4 separate regions of the Homo sapiens genome follow, and regions 2, 3 and 4 are each linked to region 1. Evidence: chromatin contacts called from ENCODE Hi-C data. All regions are on one chromosome and are shown on one strand. The core of a region is the stretch at or near the end of the contact, and the rest is flanking DNA. Distances in the headings are between cores, read along the strand shown. Region 1 has its middle 130 kb from the start of TRIB2. Region 2 overlaps LPIN1 (lipin 1). Region 3 overlaps MIR3681HG (MIR3681 host gene). Region 4 overlaps MIR3681HG (MIR3681 host gene).

What was found. A loop is a pair of places that touch in the nucleus more often than their neighbours do. Pooled maps may share reads with other maps.
Region 2: a map with no recorded cell type shows a loop between it and region 1 (2.5-fold over the local background). The contact joins two enhancer-like sites. A Hi-C loop is called at or near these places in 1 of 168 maps with a recorded cell type or tissue (GM12878), 11 of 37 single-sample maps with no recorded cell type and 9 of 50 pooled maps.
Region 3: a pooled map shows a loop between it and region 1 (3-fold over the local background). The contact joins two enhancer-like sites. A Hi-C loop is called at or near these places in 1 of 168 maps with a recorded cell type or tissue (B cell), 2 of 37 single-sample maps with no recorded cell type and 3 of 50 pooled maps.
Region 4: a pooled map shows a loop between it and region 1 (3-fold over the local background). The contact joins two enhancer-like sites. A Hi-C loop is called at or near these places in 1 of 168 maps with a recorded cell type or tissue (B cell), 3 of 37 single-sample maps with no recorded cell type and 2 of 50 pooled maps.

Annotation. Positions count from the first base shown.
Region 1 is chr2:12,586,641-12,590,059 of GRCh38, forward strand. No RefSeq gene overlaps it. Among named protein-coding and RNA genes, the nearest start is that of TRIB2, 130 kb to the right of the region's middle. Within about 2 kb of position 1,756, at least 8 of the 41 ENCODE cell types and tissues checked have a DNase peak (open chromatin) inside an H3K27ac peak, as active enhancers do.
Region 2 is chr2:11,821,647-11,825,065 of GRCh38, forward strand. It overlaps LPIN1 (lipin 1), which reads left to right. Exons shown (of 21, transcript NM_001349206.2): 21 at 2,986-3,419. The coding sequence ends at 3,145. Among named protein-coding and RNA genes, the nearest start is that of MIR4262, 14 kb to the right of the region's middle. Within about 2 kb of position 1,610, at least 7 of the 41 ENCODE cell types and tissues checked have a DNase peak (open chromatin) inside an H3K27ac peak, as active enhancers do.
Region 3 is chr2:12,031,572-12,034,990 of GRCh38, forward strand. All of the region lies in intron 2 of MIR3681HG (MIR3681 host gene), which reads left to right. Among named protein-coding and RNA genes, the nearest start is that of MIR3681HG, 26 kb to the left of the region's middle. RefSeq lists an enhancer at 3,044-3,093. Within about 2 kb of position 1,525, at least 4 of the 41 ENCODE cell types and tissues checked have a DNase peak (open chromatin) inside an H3K27ac peak, as active enhancers do.
Region 4 is chr2:12,055,900-12,059,318 of GRCh38, forward strand. The region is part of intron 2 of MIR3681HG (MIR3681 host gene); the gene reads left to right. Among named protein-coding and RNA genes, the nearest start is that of MIR3681HG, 50 kb to the left of the region's middle. Within about 2 kb of position 1,697, at least 3 of the 41 ENCODE cell types and tissues checked have a DNase peak (open chromatin) inside an H3K27ac peak, as active enhancers do.

The DNA.
Region 1 (3,419 bases), core at 506-3,005:
AACATCATCAAACTTCTAAATAAAGAGCAAAACACTTCTAATATTAAACATTGAAATTAATATGAGCTATGCACATATTTAAGAAAGATGAATAAAAACAAGTAATAGTGCTCAATAAATACGTGTGTCTTCATTCTGCTATCTTATAGAAGCATAGTTAAGAAATATACAACAACTAGAAGTCAGTCTTGGGGTGCATTAGTTGTATATAACAAATGTACACAGATTTGGTAACTTAAAACAACACAGATTTCTTATCTTACAGCTTCCGTGAGTCAGAAGTCCAGGTACAGCGTAACTAGGTTCTCTGCTCAGACAATCAAGGTGTCTACTAGGACTGTGAACTCATCTGAGGCTTGGCATTTTCTTCCAAGCTCACTGTTAGTTTGCAGAATTCAACTCCTTGTAGTTGTGAGACAGAACTCCTGAGGTTCTAGAAGACACCTGTCATTCTCTGTCATGTGGCTCTTTCCACAACAAGGCACCTGTTTTAAATGGCTCGCCTGATTATATCAGACTCACTCAGGATAATCTCTCTTAGACTACCTCAAAGTCAATTAATTAGGGCCCTTAATTACATTTTCAAAATCTTTTCACCTTTGATGTATAACTGATCTAGTTACAGAAGAGATACCCTTCCTATTGCTCCTACACTCAAGGGGTAAGTATTGTACAAGGATGTGGGCCATTGGGGGTCACTTTAGAAGTCTGCCTGCTGCATGGGCTCTTCCCTCATTGTGTGCCTCCTCGGGCTTGCATGCTATCTAGAGGACCCAATCATCCCACAGAAGAATGATGTCAGCAGGAAAGGCCGGGAGTAGAGTGTATGTGCACTGTGTAGCCTGTGAGTAGACCTGGTTGGCTTTGTGACCTCAAGTAAGTCATTTCAAGTATATTTGCTTTTCCTATTGGGAGTCAATTCTCCATTGGGTTTTCCCATTTCTGAAGGTATTGCAAGCAGAAGCACTAAAAGATAACTATATTTTCAAGGATGTTTGTATAGCAAGAAGCCTTGGAAGATATAGATAGCATCATCCTCCAGAGTAGAGGGTAAGTTTGTTAAGTGCCAGGTAAAAGAAAGATAATGTCTTCCTTCTGGGAAAAAATTCCCACAAGTTTGCTTGCAATCTAGTATAAAAGATTTGAGTTCATGAGATTGGAGTTCCTCATTTGTGATGCACACCTGTGCATGCAGCATTCACCTGAGTCCACTTTTGTGTTGCCTCCATTAGAAGTTGGAACAAGGCGAACCAATGCAACCATGAAGTTTATGCTGCTGTCTGTGTTGTAAACAATGGTCCTTTGTCTCTGGTCCAGGAGTCTCATTTCTTCTGCCGGCACTCATGAACCTGCAATAGCTAACTTGCCTGGTTGCAAAGAAAAGAAAATCTCAGATATTCCATGGTTCTTAACATTTCCCCATAGTACCTTTATATGAGGGGTGCTTCCAACTTCACTTGCTTAACACCATGACCTATGGTCCTTCTAACTCACCCTCTAGTATCACTTCCTCCTTGGAAAGTTTCTTAACTCATCCCCTTTCTTCTAGAAAAAGTCATTCACACTCTCTTCCACACAGTACTTCCTCCTTCCTCCTTAACCACAGTTTCACTTTCCAGTTTCACTTTTCAGTTACCTATGGTTAACTGCAGTCTGGAAACATTAAATGGAAAATCTCAGAAAGAAATCATGTTGTAAATTGTGTGCCATTGTGAGTAGCATGATGAAACCTTGTGCTGCCTTGCTCTCTCCTGCCCAGCACTTGATTCATCCCTCTGTCCAATGTATCCACACTGCGTATGCTCCCGGCCTGTGAGTCACTCAGTAGCCATCCCAGCTCTCAGAATCACTGTCCTGGTATTGCAGTACTTGTGTGCAGGAAACCTTGTTTCGCTTAATAATGGCCTCAGAGTGCAACAATAGTGAAACTGGCATATTGTGATCAAGGTTCTATTTTATTATTGTTGTTAATCTCTTACTGTGCCTAATTTATGAGCTAAACTTTATCATAGGTATGTATGTACAGAAAAAAGTGTAGTATGTATAGGGTTCAGTACCATTTGCAGTTTCAGGCATCCAGTGGGGGTCTTAGAACATATTCCATAGAACATATTCCCCACGGAAATGGAGGGACTACTGTATTACCCTTCCACTTATGCCATAAAGGTCAGATTAAAAGGAAAACTGTCTTCCCCAAAACTACACATCATTTTGAGAATAAGGAATTGCAACATATCTAGTTCTATATAAAATCTACTATAGAGGACTTTCCCAAATATTTTACTTTTCAAATCAGATTAGTATTTGGAGAAGAGACATTAACATGAAGCAACCTCAGTAAACATTGGTATTGGATCTCCATAGAAGTCTCTTAACGGGATTATTAACAAAGGGGGCAAAGAAATGTAATTTAGGTGTAATTATTTCTCTGGGGATTGGGAGTTGGTGATGACCTCCCAAGTTCATTTCTTGCACGTTGTCACAAACAAGGATATCAAAACCACTTTAGGAACGCAATTGGGTAAGAGATGTATGTTGCAAAGATCATGAATAGTAAATAGAAACTTGTGACTTGGGAAAAAACTTCCAGTGACAACCTTTTATAAAGATTCAAGAAGATCTGCCTCTCAAACCTAAATAAAGATTAGGCGCACTAGGTGACTCAAAGAGCGCTTTGATTGACAAGGAAGACATGATACTGAGGAGACAGGATGAGTTCAAATAAACTTGCATCAGGAAATGAGCAGAGAAAAATTAACATACTTTACACATGATTGAATGTTAAATGTGTAGCTATTTTGAAAGGTAGATATTTTATTATTTGGCTACCTTAGTTATTTGTAGAGACATTGTGTGTGTGTGTGTGTGTGTGTGTGATCCTATTTTGCACTTCCTGACAAGGAACCTGTGGCTGTCGTTATATTCACAGCTCTGCTGTATTCGGTGGTAGTTAGTAAACGTTCCCTGCATCTTGCACGTGATAGACAGTCTCCACTTCTGAATGAGATGAAGTTAGAGATCATTGTATCCTCAACATTTTGCATCCTATTTGACACACGGTGGTCAGAAAAATTCATGTTGAAAATTAAATTTTTCACCTGAGACATCAATTTTCATCTCTATAAAATAAGGTGATTTGAGCAACCAATCTCCACTGTCCTTCTGGGCTCAGAGGTTCCAAGAGTCCTTCATCTAGAAGCTGCTGGAAATCAGTGCTGTAACTGGCTGCAAATTCCTGTGAGAAGACTTCGTGGAAGTCTCCCCTCAGAGGCCTAATCAAGAAAGCCTTCTAGGGCTGAAAGCCACCTTTGTGACACTGCCCCACCTCCCCCCCTTGCAAAGGGGCCAGGGTTTCTGTGGGAAGAAGGGAAGCTCATGCTTTATGGCATGTTTTGCTAATGTGACAATCAAAGGCCTTC
Region 2 (3,419 bases), core at 360-2,859, 770 kb before region 1:
TGTGGTTTTAGATAGAGAGATAAGTTCTCTCTAGGGCAGATTTTTACTTTCAAGATGGTCCTTAAACTAGTTGGATTCTAACTGAGTGTCAATAGGGCAGTTCTAGGCTAACAGGAGTCCTGGGGCTGCCCCACAAGACTCCTCTCACCCTGCAGTCATGCCAGTACCCAAGCAGTCCTCAAGGTTTGTGCAGAGAGAGGGGAGGCTGGAGCCAAGGCCCTGTTCCCTCCTGCAGAAGGCGAGGCAGTGCCAGGCTGCTTCCTGATTGGCAGAAAAACAGCAGGAACTTGATTCCTTTCTTAACCCTTCCTTGCGGTTTCTGCCACCTCCACTGTTCTAAGTGGCTGACTGTGACAATGTCTCGTTCCCACTCCCCTCTCATTCCCCAGGCTGGAGAGGACCTACTGGGTTTCTATTTAGGATCTGTGTTATAGTCTGTTTTCATGCTGTTAATAAAGACATGGACCCAAGGCTGGGTAATTTATACAGGAGAAAGGATTTAGGCTGGGCACGATGGCTCATGCCTATAATCCCAGCACTTTGGGAGGCCGAGGTGGGTGGATCACCTGAGGTCAGGAGTTCAAGACCAGCCTGACCAACATGGTGAAACCCTGTCTCTACTAGAAATGCCAAAAAAAAAAAAAAAAAAAAAAAATTAGCCAGGCATGGCAGCTTGCACCTGTAATCCAACTACTTGGAAGGCTAAGGCAGAAGAATCACTTGAACCCAGGAGACGGAGGTTGCAGTGAGCCAAGATCATGCCACTGCCCTCCAGCCTGGGTGACAGAGTGAGACTCCATCTAAAAAAAAAAAAATTAAAAAAAAAAGGGGAGACCTCACAATCATGGTCAAAGGAGGCAAGGAGGATCAAGTCATGTCTTACATGGATGGCAGCAGGCAGAAAGAGAGCTCGTGCAGGGAAACTCCCCCTTATAAAACCATCAGATCTCATGCGACTTTATCACAGGGACAGCATGGGAAAGACCTGCCTCCATGATTCAGTTAACTTCCACTGAGTCCCTCCCACAACACGTGGGAATTCAAGATGAGATTTGGGTGGGGACACAGCCAAACCATATCAGGATCAAAAAGAACTTTGAACCAATGAGACGCTGTCCAGGAATGGGAAAGTGGCAGGTCTTGCCATGCACGCATGGAAAGAGGGACTCCAGCATCTGAGAGGGTTTGGCTAGGTGGCCTCTGCGGTCATTGCATTGACTGAGGCTCTAGGGTTAAAATGCACACCTCGCCCATGGCTTGGCCTAGGGTGGAGCTCTGCAGACTTTACTCATTGCCAGGGGATGTTGACATTTTACACCTGGACTGGAGGCGGGGTTGTTCCTGTGAGAGAGTAAATCTCCTCCCCCAGGAAGCTCACATTTCTCTGGCGCTGAACTTGGTATAGCTATTTCTGAGCCAAGTAGATGCTTGTCATTCAGAACTGGGACAGTCATCTGAAATGTCTTCAGAGGCTGGGGCCACACAGCGGGAGCAGCTCAGTTCTTTTTCCCTTTCGTTTGCGAGTGTCTGTGCGTAAGCTCTGCCTGCTTGGGAGGAGCACTGTGTGTGGAGGTCGGTCTGGGGGAGGCGCGCAGATGGAACTCGGCCTGGCCGCTCAGGGAGTGTGAGAGTGGGTTTGGTTCCAGTGCACCGCGGCCTTGTAGTCAAGCCTGCAGGGAGGGGCCCTGCTGCCGCAGCCACAAACCTCAGACAAATAAGCCTTAAAGCCGGGAGGTATTTTAAAAATCTGTCTGTTTGTTTGAATCCCAAGGAAAGACATAACTCTTGGTTTTGTATTAGGAGACGTCACTTTCCCATTTTGTGCAAGCACACTGTTTCTCATAAGTCCTTTGGAGGTCCTTTATTAAATATACACACTCGGCTTCATTTAGTACATTATTTTATACCTCAGAACATGCACACTTCTGGAGTCTGGATTTTGGAAGTTCCTTTAGGTTCTTAGCAATTTGGAACTAGACAGTGATCAGTGACTGTCAAGGAGGAATCTGGGGATGGCTGGCAGTGGGCTGGGTGTGCCAGAATCTCAGTTTGGAGGTGCCTGGAGGTCTGAACATGCATATTCAATATAGCAATAGCAACTTTCTTTTCATAGTATAAGCCACAGAAACTAACATGCAACATATTTTTGGGCATGCAAATAAAAGAGAGCAAGAGAACGTTGTAGGAAGCATTGGGAAGCCCTGCTCTAATTCAGCTCCACAGACTATAAAGACGAAGGGCTCCAAGAGGGCAAGACAATTGTCCAAGGTTACAGCAAGCAGGAGAGCCCGGGTCTCTTGACCGTCATGCCAACCAGGGCTTTTTTCTCTAAGACGTGTTGATAATTTGTCATTTAGATACATTTGAGCACCCAGTATACATTATTTTAATGTTGCATATGTTATTTTATTTAAATTATCCTTAAAACTGTGGCATAGTTTTTATTTTCCTCCCTTTACAGTGGAGGAAATTGGCTTAGAGAGGTTACGCCATTTGCCCACGATCACGCAGCTAGTAAATGGCAGAGCTGAACATCAAATTAATGTCTCTTTAACCCCAGGACCCAGCTCCTTTTCACTATGCAATGAAGCAATCTCTGTCAGGTGCTCCAAAGATGTGCCTTGTCTGTGATTCTTCCCCCGATGTCCCATATGTGACCCCTGCAGCAGGCGCTATCCCATGGCCATGGTGACTTCCTCCTGCCGTCTTTTGCTTGGCTGTATCTCCTTTACCTGTCCTTCAAGTGAAGTCAGGTCCCACCCACCTCTTCCCCAGAGCCTTCTCTGATGCCTTGTTTGCATACTCTTCATTTTCATCTCTCATTTTCAATTAATCGATAACAAATTATTCTAGAATGACTTGAGTCGTGTCGATAAGTAGGCGGTCTGCTCCTTGAGGTTGTAGATCTCTCTTGACTTCTACGTGCAGCCCTGGGTGCATAGCTGGTATCGCTCAGTGCCAGTGACAATGTCCCTTTCCTTCCAGGTATGTGAGACTCTGTGAAGTAGTCGACCACGTTTTCCCGTTGCTGAAAAGAAGCCATTCTTCAGACTTTCCCTGTTCGGATACCTTCAGTAACTTCACCTTTTGGAGAGAGCCACTGCCACCTTTTGAAAACCAGGACATTCATTCTGCCTCAGCGTAAAATGTCCCAAGCAGCCTCTTGCCAGCAGTGCAGAGCCTGGTTGTCACCCATTAAAGGATAGGTCTCCCCGGAGTGCACAGCTCCACCTGGGAGCCTGGCGCGTCATCATTGGCCTGACAGCAGAGAGAATTGAGAAGCATTTCTCCCCTGCCCCACCCCGGGGCTGACATTTCTAAGCAAGATAGGAAGGGAGCACTTTCTAGGCTAGGAGTTGGGTGCATTTGTACCGTGAAAAGCATTCCTCAGTTGTGGCTTAATGCCAGTTACGACGCTG
Region 3 (3,419 bases), core at 275-2,774, 560 kb before region 1:
TTCTTTCCCTTTGGAGACTGAATAATATTCCACTGATGTATGTGGCACATTTTGTTTCTCTGTTGATCCACCGATGAACACTTGGGTTGCTTCCACCTGTTGGCTATCGTGAATAATTCCGCCGTGCATATGAATGCATAAGTGTCTGTGTGAGACCCTGCTTTCAGTTCTTTTGGAAATATGCCCAGAAGTGGAATTTCTGGATCATGTGGAAATTCTGTATTTAATCTTTTGAGGAACCGCCATACTGCTTTCCACAATGGCTGCACCGTTTAACTCTCCTACCAGCAATGCACAAGAGTCCCAGCTTCTCCACATCCTTGCCAATGGTTATTTTATGTATGTGTCTGTGTGTGTGTGTGCGTTTTCTGATAGTGACCATTCACATGAGTGCAAGGTGATATCTCATTGTGGTTTTTATTTGCATTTTTATCTGCTCATTCTTACAGCAAACATTCACTGCCAGCACACAGGTGCCAAGACCTGGGACACGCACTAGTGCCCAGAGGGGCCCTGCTGTCATCGCCCTCAGAGTGGGGTGGGGGTACTGATAACCAAATGCAAGCTGGCATTACCCCTCCTGGCAGGCAGTGAGGGGTAGCCTGCACGTGGCACTGTGGGGACCCTGGGGTGGTGTGATGCTGGCTTGCTTGGTCATCTCCAGGACTTCCTAGTAGGCTAGAGACAGTGAGTTCCAAACACTTAGGAAAAAATTATAGAATAACACTTAACAAAAAATTATAGAATAACACATAACAGTGAGAAATTTCTACTCGTTTACTTATTGTTCTCCCTGCAAGCTGGGAAAAGACAAGCATTCTTTGATTTTGCTGTTAGAACGTGGGGTTCCTTGGAACAAGTTCCAAGCACCACAGGCTTAAATGAAACATGTATTTCCACAGAGATGAAAGAAAAGGGAGGGTAAGATATCTCCTATGCAATTGCTTTGTATGCAGCCCAGGCTGTGAGGAGGAACAGTTTAGGCAACAGCAACACCACCCCCTGGCATTTGCAGAGGGCATTTAACTCTTCAAAGCACTGCCTCATAACCAAAGGAGGTGGCGTCCATGCGGAGAAAAGGTTATCACTTTTTTTTTTCTTGGCCTATAATTACTCATGTGCTTCATGCACCTGGTGGAAATTATATTTAACAGTACATGCAAATGCTTATTTCCTGAATGAATTTACATTTTCTTAGCTACTTTCTACTGTTCCCTTAATGTGGGCTTTATTAACCAGTTTTTATGCATTTTTGTTGATGTTAGCTTCTTGGCTAGTAACATTCTCATTTGGAGCTATCTTGGAGGTAGGACATAAAATGTATATGTGTTTATAAGTATAACATTCTTGAAAAATCAGTTATTAAAAAACAAAACAAAAAAGATTTTATAGCCAGAGTAGTGGAAGTCTAAGCTTCCACTACTTTCTTTTTAATGTCATTGGTTGATAGGTATTATACAAGTAATTGCTACCTTTAAAAAATTGATGAGGTTTAGTGTTTACTCCTGCTGAGTGAATTTTTTTCAGGATACCAAGCATTCTTTCTGTACTCTGAGTCATAGGTCAAAAAGTGGCTCTTAGATTCATGTATTTACTCTTTCTGAAAGCTTCTGCCTCCATTGTGGCATTGTAAAAGTGTCCTGGCTTTTTTAGGGGGAAAGGGAATGGGTGTGATGCTTTCTTTCTGGAAGCTTCTGCCTCCATTGTGGCATTGTAAAAGTGTCCTCGTTTTTTTAGGGGGAAAGGGAATGGGGTGTGATGCCTTATAGGTGAAAAGATTTCTCTTATTCCGTCAAGACACAGGAGGTCTCAGAATGGTGCGAGTTTTGGCAGCCTGACTGGTTTCTTCAGGCCATGGGAGGAAGATAGAGCAGCAATGTTCAGGGACCTGATGTGCTCAGAGAGGCTCCCAGAGCACTGCGTCCACTGCAGGATCTTTTTGGTTTTTGATTCATTCAAGAAATATGAATTTATTATCTCTATTACGGGTTGACTTCTGTCCCAACAAAAGTATGCTGGAGTCCTAGCCCCAGGTGCCTGTGAATGTGACCTGATTTAGAAATTGGGTCTTTGCAAGTATAATGAAATTAAGATGATGTCATATGAAATCAGGATGAGCCCTAATTCCATATGACCGCTGCCCCTCTAAGAAGAAGAGGAAAGACATAAACCCAGACTCAGAGAGGACATCACGTGAAGATGGAGGGAGAGGTGGGAGTGACGTGTCCATGAGCTAAGGAGCATCAGGGACTTGTGGTAAATCCCCAGAAGCCAGGAGAGAGGCAGGACGTGGATTCTCCCTCAAAGCCCGCAGTAGTAACCAAGCCTAAGACACCTGGGTTTTAGGCTTCTAACTTCCAGGACTGAGAGAGAATAAATGTCTGCTGTGTATTGCCATCAGGTCTATGGTGATTTGCTATGGTAGCCCCAGGAAACTCAGACAATGTCCAATATCCCAGATGCCACTTGGCACTGAGAAGCGTTAGGTAAAGGGGACAGTGTCTTTGCCCTGAAGAGGTAACACCAATGGAGGAACACACCCATGGAATGGGGGCAGTGGGTCCCATGTGGAGGATGGTAGGCTTTGGAGTCAGACCGAAGCAACTTCCAGTTGGGAGCTGATTTTCTTAAACTTTTTGGAGTTTGGGGTTTTTCCTTTTTACAGTGCAGGGCACCAGTGTCCTTCTCATGGGATTCCTGGTGGAAGGGTGAACACAGGTGTGGAGCTGAATGAGTTTGACCAGGGCCCAGCCTGCCGAAGGCCCCCAGCTAACACTTGCTATGGAAGGCCTGGACACACCGTCCTCACTCAGGTCATCCATTTAGAGTCAGTCTCTGCTCTTTCAAATTCACTTTGGTAGTTTTTGTCCTTGCATGGTGTTTATTTAAGGAACCATTCGGTTGGTTGAAACCTCACAGCATTTAGGTTTTGGCTCAATGCATTGGAACAATCTAGAAGGTATTTATAGCTAAAAACGTTTGTGCACCCCAAACCACATTATTTTACATCTCCTAACACTTGAACGAGCTCTGGTTTGGTTTGGATCTTTAAACCTTCTTGTGGTGTGGAGGAGAGTGAATTTTCCAACATCCCTCTCTCATCTCTGTAAATATCTTGGTCCCACCCCATCCAGTCGTCCCAAGCTGCGGTCTTCATCAGGTGACGCACAGGCAGCCCGATTATAATAACGTGGGCAGATGCTGTGTGAGGAGCCTTGATGGCCATTATTGGCAGATATTGGGCAAGACACTTTAATAGCTCACAACCTGCCTTTGTCTGGACTCACTTCAAGTCCTTTAACAGACACCTTCTATGGACAAAAATTGGTTTTCATTTTTGGGTCTTGGCAAGACAGAAACACAGAAAAACACATTTCTTCTGTTTCTTCTATACACCTGTGTAGGAACAAGCCAGGATT
Region 4 (3,419 bases), core at 447-2,946, 530 kb before region 1:
CCCGCTGAGACTCTGGGGAGACTCCTCCCTTGCCTCCTTTTAGTTTTTGGTGGTTTGCTGCAATCTTTGGTGCTCCTTGGCATGCCAATGCATCACACATGGCCTTCTGTCTTCCAATGCATCACACATAGCCTTCTGTCTTCACGGGGCCGTCTTCTTCCTGTGTCTCTCCCCATCACTTTCCCTCTGCATGTCTGTGTCTGTGTCCATATTTCCCTTTTTCATGTAAGGACACCAGTCACTTGGATTAGGGCCCACCCTAATTGACTTTATCTTGGTTAAATCTGCAAAGACCCTGTTTCCGAATAACGTCAATTTCTAAGGTACTGGGGGGTTTGGACTTGAACGTATCTTATTTTGGGGGGATATCATTCAACCCATAACAGCAGGCTAGGGATGGATTATGGGATTAGCAAGAAGGTTAGAATTGCAGGGGACTGCAATGGACATGAGGTGGGGGCTTCTTGAGGTCCTCACCTGAGCAGGGAAGGGTCTGGGAAGAGAGACTTTAACTAGAGGCTGAGCCCCACCTTCTGAGGATGTGATGCAGAGGTTCTGCCTCAAATCCTGCCGGAGCATTGCTTTACAATTAATTCTGGAGCCCTGCCTGCAGCTCCAGTTTGTTAAATAGGACTCTGATACCCACTCAGAGGGTTAGAGTCTGTTCCTGCCTTCCATGGTCCATTCTGTACCTGAAAGTCTGAGGCAGCTGCTCTCTGACTTCAAGCATTCATACCAGATCACCTCTTGATAATGCTGGATCAGTTCAGATCAAGCCTGACTTCACACTGATGCTGTGGCCTCCCTATAGCAGTACATATAATAATATGGTTTCCTTAGGTTGAGAACCTAATAGATACATTTCCATTAGATACATCATTTTTGATCCTCACAACAGCCCCATGTGGGGGCTGAACTAGGGTGGGGTAGATACCATCTCCTTGGAATAGGAGAAAGAATGGCAGTCCAGTGAGTTTATATTGCCTTGTACCAGGGCACTGGCTAAGAAGTGGTGAGGCAGGAGCTTGGCCCCTGGTGTAGGTGACTCCACAGGCTTCGTGTTCCATCTGCCCTGGCCTGGGGGACAGCTCTAGGAAGGTTTTGATTCATATTCCTCTTGATACCTGAATAAATTATCCTTTTAAATGGCTACCCACCTCCCTTTAACTTTTGTCTTCTGGCTTCTCAGGCCAAAAGACAGGGGTGACCAGACTGAGACAGCTGGCTGAAGGAACACCGGTCTCTGCCGACACTGCCTATGTCTCTGGGTCTGAACTGTCTGCTGAGTGTGTGGGGGCTCTGAGATGTTCCTGTTCTCCACAGAGGGCCTCTGGCTTTCAAAGCTGTGGGGGATTTATCATGCTTCAAGGTAATTGGAAGATGGACCTTCCAGAACCCCCTCGAGTTAGTCCCTTCTACCTCCTATGAGACCCTCATCATAAATGGTGCCATGAAGGTCTCCTACTGCATGTGACCTCGAAATAAACCAAAGCAGTGGCTTGACAGGTGCATGTCCTTGCAGGCAGAATTCATTCAAGGGGGAGAGCCACAGAGGAGTCACTTTGGAGTCTCTGGGTTTGCAGTGGCCCCTCTGACTTCTTACCACCCACCCTGAGAGGCATGCAGGCTGGTGAAGCATGGACCACGCCAGCTGTTTCTGTCAGCTGAGCCACAGAAGGGAACCACAGGGCCCTGAGGGTGACTTGGCCAACCACAGGGGGCCGGCAGCAGGAGGGGCCGTGGGGACAGCAGGATTTGGGTTTCCGCTTTCTCACAGGCAGACTCAATTGATGGCCTTGGGGTCCTGCCGAGCAGGGGTGACTCAGCTTCCTTTGTGTGCATGGTCGCCTCGCTGAAGAGAGGGGGGCCCTTGACAACCCGGGGCTCCTTCTGCCTCTTCTCACTCCACTTCCTGCTCGAGAAAACCTCTGGTAATTTTTCCAGTCCCTGTTTACCTTAAAACTTGTCGGAAAAAACAAGTTCGCACTTCAGATTTCTACAGCATTTGACACTTTACAAAACGCTTTCTTACACACTGGTTCATCCAATGTTCACACCAACTCTGTGTGATTGTGAGGAGGCTATTGTCATCACAGATGAAACACACAAGGAAAGTGAGACCCAGCCAGGGTAGGAGATTTGTCCAAGGCCACAGGGCTTGTTGGTGGAGGGTTGACTCTGCTGGGAGCTTGAGTCCAGGATCCTAGGATACTCATCCAGGACCTTTGTACACTTTCTTGGGAATGCCTCAATATATTGCTCTTTCCCTGTGCTCATCACATGTTCTAAAAGCACTTTGTTGATTGAGTGACTGATCATAATCTTCATCCATGTCAGATGGATGCTTAGGGATTGAAAAGACATGAGCTTTAGAGACGCAATTCAGTTTCGAGCTATACTAAGACCCTTATTAGCTATGTGACGTTAGATACAGCACACATTCCCTGAGCTGCAGTTTCCTCTGAAGAAGGAGGCTAATAATGCTTAATTTCAAGGCAGTTCTGAGATTTATATGAAATGATACGTGTCAAAGGCCGGCTCAGTACTTGCTACACAGAAGGTGCATGCAATTCAAAGCTCTGTCATCATCCTCACCATCATACTTAGCTTCCAAAATTCAAGAGAGTTGAACTAAATCTCACAGATAGTTTCTTTATACATGGAACAATACCTTTACTTAGTAAGATTTAAAAATTTCTAGACATGAATGCACAAAATAAAGTCAAATATGGTCCTGGTTGATTTAGCCACTATAATTAAAAAAAAGAAGAAGAATAATACCGCATACGTGAATGTCCACATTCAGCTCTCCACATACTCTGTATGAAGGCTTTTCATCATTTCTGTAGACCTGTTTTGTATGGCTAACATTCCTTGCCTTCTTAACAGAGTAGAGCACACATCCACTGCTTTGGGGGATTCTCTGTGTTTCTTACTCTTCATTGGACCATTTGACTTTCTTTATCCCTTCCTCTTGCTTGCAAAGGGTTACAGGGACACTCATCAAGGTGGGGAAGGGACAGTAGGTCTGATTAATTCCAGACTCTAACATGATGCTCATATTTTGGGTAAATGCATAAGCAGTCAGGAAGATCCTTCTTTAAAAAAATACTCTTCCTTTCTTCCACCAACTGGATGTCTTCTGTGTGATAACAAATTATCTTTGAAGTTGAATATATGTCCAGGAAAGATTGAAACTATTGGTGTTGCTATCTTAAATTTCAAACTCCTTGCTGTTAGAAATTATGTTGTAATCATTATCATGTGCCTGTAGCCAGGTTCCCACTAGATTCTCAATGAATGGCTCTTGAACAAGCATGATTCATTCATTCATTCATATAACAAAAATATAGTATGAATGAACCACAGAAGTTCTGCAGATGCTTAAGATTGTATACTACTTTAAGGAGCTCCATTCT